Regions from separate parts of the Homo sapiens genome. Here region 2 is linked to region 1. The links are chromatin contacts, found by POLR2A ChIA-PET in ENCODE. All regions are on one chromosome and are shown on one strand. Each heading gives the region's core, a stretch centred on a gene start or an enhancer-like site at or near the end of the contact. The rest is flanking DNA. Distances are from core to core; before and after follow the strand shown.

Region 1 (2,700 bases), core at 9-2,508:
GGACATAAACTTGTGAGGTGAACAGAGTTCAGCATATGCTCTCCCAACAGATGTTCCAGCACCACCGCAAAGAGTTACAATGTGATTCTTATCTTTCTGCATACTCCTACTACATAGCTGTAGTAGGACTTCTAAATTTAAAGTCTTAAGATTTTTTTTAACCCACCTTTTAATTAACCCTCAAAAGATCCAGCTGAGTTTTAAAAATTTGGACTATGTTGCTAAAAAAAAAAAAAAAAAAAAAAAAAAGTAACAGTGCGAGTGTAAACATCTTGGAAGCCTAAATCTGAAAAACGTAACAAAACTTTTTTTTTTTAAGTTTAAAGCCTGTCAAGTTGGTAGCTTATTAAATTCCTCCAGTCACATGAAATTCACAGCAGAACAAGGATTCAAAATGGGTTAGGCACCGAAATGTCATTTAGCAAATCAATGATTCCCAAAAGATAGAGGTTTAGGGGCGGGGAAGGGAGAGGCTTTTCCTAAACTATCCAGGAAATAATTTTCACAGAGCGTTACAGACTAGGAGCGTCCCCAGCAGCGCTCACCCTCGGCCGGCCGGGTCCCGCTGCGCACCTCCCGGCCGCGCGTCCCCACCTGCGCACGGTGCCTCCAGCCTGGGCGTGGGCGCGGCCCGGGATCGCGGCGCCGGGGCCGCAAACCGGGGCCGCAAACCAGCGCCGCCACCCGCGTCCGGACCCAGTCCCCTGTGAGCGACACCTGGCAAAGTTTCACAAGGTGGGAGACAGCCCACCGCCGGCTTTCAGGAAGTGCACTGGGCGGTGAGGACTCGAACGAGCTCGTCCCGGGGCTGGCGCACTCACTTCGGAGAAACCCCTGCTCCCGGGACGCGTTCACTCCGGCCGCGCAGGCAGCCCGGGCACCACTGGCGGAGGCGGGGCGGCAGCTGGCAAGCAGAGGAGAATCAGGAGTCCAAAGCCGGGCCAGGGCCCTCAGGAAAGGTGAGAGCGGCCGCGTCCCTCCGCTCACGTGGGCCTCGCACGCTCCTCACCGCTCCCGGGCTACCCTCACGCCGCCCCACGGCCCCAGCCCGCGTCCTCCTCCTGCCGAGCACCAGCCTTTAGGACCGCACGGAAGCCGCCGAGAGGGAGGCGGCCGGCCAGCAGTTGGGCGTGGCTTCCTGGAGAAAGGCGGCCCCCCAGGGGGCGGGGAGAGCGACGTCACCGTCGATTCGCGGTGCTGATTGGCGGAGGTGAGGTGCGCGGAGCCCGCAAGCTTCTCCGCCCGGCCCGGCTGCTCCACCTCCTCACCCAGCCGCTCCGTCCTCACCGGCTCGCGAGGGAACAGCTCAGGCACCGCCGCCCCGGCTCAGCGCGGACGGCGGAGAGAGGGAGGCGGAAGGAGGACACCCTCGCTCGCTTGCTCCCACCCGCACCCGGGCTCCCAGAACCGGCGAGGAGCCCAGGGGGAGGAGCCGTCGCGGGCACGCCCCGCCCCCAGCCCGGGAAGACGACGCCAGCGACCCCGCCGGCCGGCCACCGCCCCCCTCGCCGGCCGAGACCCGCCCCCGGCCCCGGCCCTCCCCCGGCGGCATGGAGGGGCCCCGCTCCTGACGGCCGCGCCGCCGCCTCGGCCCGTGCTCCACCTCGCGGCCCCTCCCGCCCGCCCCCGCTCGCATGTCTGCGCCGCCCTAGCCGAGGATGCTGAGGATGAAGCTGCCGCTGAAGCCAACGCACCCCGCGGAGCCGCCGCCCGAGGCGGAGGAGCCCGAGGCGGACGCGCGGCCGGGCGCGAAGGCGCCTTCGCGCCGCCGCCGCGACTGCCGCCCCCCGCCGCCGCCGCCGCCGCCCGCGGGCCCGTCGCGGGGCCCTCTGCCGCCGCCGCCGCCGCCCCGGGGACTCGGGCCGCCTGTTGCTGGTGGAGCGGCGGCGGGGGCGGGTATGCCGGGCGGCGGCGGGGGGCCCTCGGCGGCGCTGCGCGAGCAGGAGCGGGTATACGAGTGGTTCGGGCTGGTGCTGGGCTCGGCGCAGCGCCTGGAGTTCATGTGCGGGCTGCTGGACCTGTGCAACCCGCTGGAGCTGCGCTTCCTTGGCTCGTGCCTGGAGGACCTGGCGCGCAAGGACTACCACTACCTGCGCGACTCGGAGGCCAAGGCCAACGGCCTCTCGGACCCGGGGCCGCTGGCCGACTTCCGAGAGCCCGCGGTGCGCTCGCGCCTCATCGTCTACCTGGCGCTGCTGGGCTCGGAGAACCGGGAGGCCGCTGGCCGTCTGCACCGCCTGCTACCCCAGGTGGACTCGGTGCTCAAAAGCCTGCGCGCGGCCCGGGGCGAGGGCTCGCGGGGCGGCGCGGAGGACGAGCGCGGCGAGGACGGCGACGGCGAGCAGGACGCCGAGAAGGACGGCTCAGGCCCGGAAGGCGGCATTGTGGAGCCCCGGGTCGGCGGCGGGCTTGGCTCCAGGGCCCAGGAGGAACTGCTGCTGCTCTTCACCATGGCCTCGCTGCACCCGGCTTTCTCCTTCCACCAGCGGGTCACCCTGAGGGAACACTTGGAGAGGCTCCGCGCCGCGCTCCGCGGGGGCCCCGAGGACGCGGAGGTGGAGGTAGAGCCGTGCAAGTTTGCCGGCCCCAGGGCCCAGGTAAGGCGCACGGAGCCTCCCTGGACTCGCGGTGCGATCGCTGCCCCGGCGGCCTCCCCGGCCTCGCTCTCGGACGCCCCTTGCCCGAGCCCCAGCCCGGCGC
Region 2 (2,700 bases), core at 176-2,675, about 13 Mb after region 1:
GGATCCTCTCCGCCCTCCCCCTTCCTCCTGGCGCGGGAGAGGCACCGGATATCCCCACCCTCCCCGAGCTCTAAAAGCCGGATTTGACTCCTCTCGGGCAAGGGTGGCGGGGGGGACGGCGGGCAAGGGGGGACGGGGGACTCGCGCGTCCCGCGGTCGTCTGCGGCCCCGAGCCGGCGGCAGCCCCGGGCGTCCCCGGAGCTGCGCGGCGGCCGGCGCAGGCGCCTCCCCTTCCCGTGCGAAGCGTTCACTTCCTTGCAAGGTGGTACGAATCAACCCCGAGCGCGGCCCGGGCGGCGGGGCACGACCGGGGACCCCGGGCAGGGCGGGGAGCCCCTGCCGCCGCTGCCGCACGCGCACCCGTACCGACCGCGGGGCGGGGAAATGTCCAGTGCCTCCCGCTCCCCAGGCTGGTGGCTTCCTGTCCCCGGAACCCCTTGCGCGTGCTTTCTGTCCACGGTCTGTCCCATGCAAGTTGCAGGAACTAAGCCATTTTATTTATTTTGGCCTAGATTTCATGTTTTTCCATGAATGTTTTAAGTAGATCTACAAGACTGTTACAGGTTTCCCATTGGGAGAGAACACACATATAGAAAACCAGAAGGCCAAATTCCCAGAGCACAGACACATTTTAAAGTTCTACGTGGGGATGCCGAGGGACTTAACTGAATTGGAGACGTTGCACTGCTGTGTGAGGACCTCATTTTCGAACCCAGCTAGAAAGATCTGTCGTTCCATCGTGTCCGTTTTCTCCCTACTGGCGTGCATGGACCAAATGTCAATTCACTTTTTATAGAGGGGCCAAATTAAATATTTCCACACTTTTCTGTGATGAACTAAGTCCATCTTTACATTTTTATTTAAATTGTAAAATTTAATTTTAAAAATATCTTGCTTTTCAGTTACCCACGAATTACCAAAATATAAAAGCTACTCTGGGCTCCTCCCCAGCCAAATCTAACCCCCCAACCTGAGATTGCAAAAGCGACACAGATATTTTTCCCCCCAAATGTAGGACATGCTTCACCCAAGGGTAGTTTGGATGCACGTGGTTGCGTGTGTATGAATGTGCAAGTGTGTGTATGTGTATGTGTGTGTGTTGGGGGGGAACTAACAGGTTTAAAAATCTGCAGGAACTAATGTCTACTTAACTTAGAGCATATGGGTTTTACCCGGTATCAGCCAGTGGGTTACAATAACAACACTGAATGAATTCCTCCAATGTACAATCTTTTATGTTATGCTGTATTAAGATTTCTTTTTTTTGTCATATTGTTTAGCTCCGAAAAAAAGAAAACAAAGCAATTAAAAAGATTGACAGGTATGGTTTGTGAGAGACCTATTTGTAATTGTCAGGGTGACGTTGGCGAGAGGAGGAGGAGTAAAAACTGAAGCAGGAAAAGCAGCTCGATGTGTCTGTCTATCAGTTGAGACTGTCTGAAAGCTCTGCGATCCGAATGTGTGTTATATTTCACTGAAAAGAGGAGAGAGCGAGAGTGCATCTCCCTCTCTCCCAGGAGTTTGAGGGGGGGGGGGACAGTCCACGCTCATCTCGCCCACCCAGTGAATGTCTGCTCTTCACCCCCTTTGCACACACTCTCCGGGTTGTTGTTGCCTTTTTTTTTTCTTGGAGGGGGGGGTGCTTTTTGTGTATTTTTCAAATTTTTTTCTGTTGGAAGATCAAGACCGGCCAAAAATCCATGATCAAAATGTGTTTGCATTAGATTTCGCATTGGAAGAAGCGGCGATCCTGGCGGCCAAGCCCCCCGGGTGGAAGCGCGGGGCACCAAGTGGCGCTCCGGCGGGGTGACACTGTTTGATCTGTGACTGTTTGGAAGGTGGAGCAGCGCCTGACATCTCCCCCCGGCGCATGTATGTACGGGGGCTTCACTCCTCTGTCTTGTTTGCTTTCTTCCTCTTAGACTAAGTGCGGGGAGGAAAAGGACAGCCTGCATCGGCCTCGCTGGCGCACAATGAGAAAGCTGCGACCCGCGCACTAAAAACACTCGCCGCGACCCCCAAACAGCGAGGAGAGAGGGGGAGAGAAAGTTGCGCTCGGCGACTCTCGGCTCGCGGAAGAAGGCGCAGGGGAGCGCCCGGAGCGGCGCGCCGGGAGGAGCGCCCGCCCAGCAGCAGCGCGGCGGCGGGGAGGCGGCAGCATGGAGCGCGGGCCGCGGGCCGGCCCGCCGAGCGCCCGCTGCTGCGCCCGCGGCCCGCGCCGGGGATGACTCCGGGCTCGGCGCCCAGGCCCCGCGCGCTCCGCCCGCAGCCCGGCGCCGGGAAGCGGGCCGCGCGGCCGCCGCCGCCGCCTCCTGAGCGGCCCCGGGCGCGGCGGTCCATGCGAGCGGCTCCCCGCGGTCCGCGGCGCGCCCGGAGCCCGGAGCCCGCGGGGACGAGGCCAAAGTTGGGCGCGCCGCGGAGTTGCGCCCGCGCCCGGGGCCCCGCGTCCCCGCGCCCCGCGAACTCCGGCGGCGGCTGAGGCGACGGCTGCGGCGGCCGAGCAGCATGCCGAGGAGGAAGCAGCAGGCCCCCCGGCGCTCGGCAGGTAACGGGCGCGCGGCCCGCGCCGCGGGGAGTGGGCGCCGGGAGGAGCAGGAGGAGGGGGCTTCGCGGGCCGAGGTGCGGGACGTGGGCCGCGGGCCGCCCCAAGCTGGGGAGGGGAGGCCCAGCCTGCGCTGGCCACAGTCGTCTGGAGGCTGC

What was found. ChIA-PET counts read pairs that join two places held with the same protein, here RNA polymerase II (POLR2A).
Region 2: POLR2A ChIA-PET joins it to region 1 with 20 read pairs in activated T-cell. The contact joins the promoter of TSHZ1 here to the promoter of ZCCHC2 in region 1. POLR2A ChIA-PET finds 5 or more read pairs at or near these places in 3 of 52 experiments (GM12878, T-cell and activated T-cell).

What each region holds. Positions count from the first base shown.
Region 1 is chr18:62,521,767-62,524,466 of GRCh38, forward strand. It overlaps ZCCHC2 (zinc finger CCHC-type containing 2), which reads left to right and starts at 1,259. Exons shown (of 14, transcript NM_017742.6): 1 at 1,259-2,597. The coding sequence starts at 1,659. RefSeq lists silencers at 513-622, 853-1,122, 1,153-1,652, 2,543-2,700 and an enhancer at 1,968-2,541.
Region 2 is chr18:75,209,372-75,212,071 of GRCh38, forward strand. TSHZ1 (teashirt zinc finger homeobox 1) reads left to right here and starts at 1,426. Exons shown (of 2, transcript NM_001308210.2): 1 at 1,426-2,545. The coding sequence starts at 2,506. RefSeq lists enhancers at 1-203, 1,243-1,537 and silencers at 1-482, 2,420-2,700.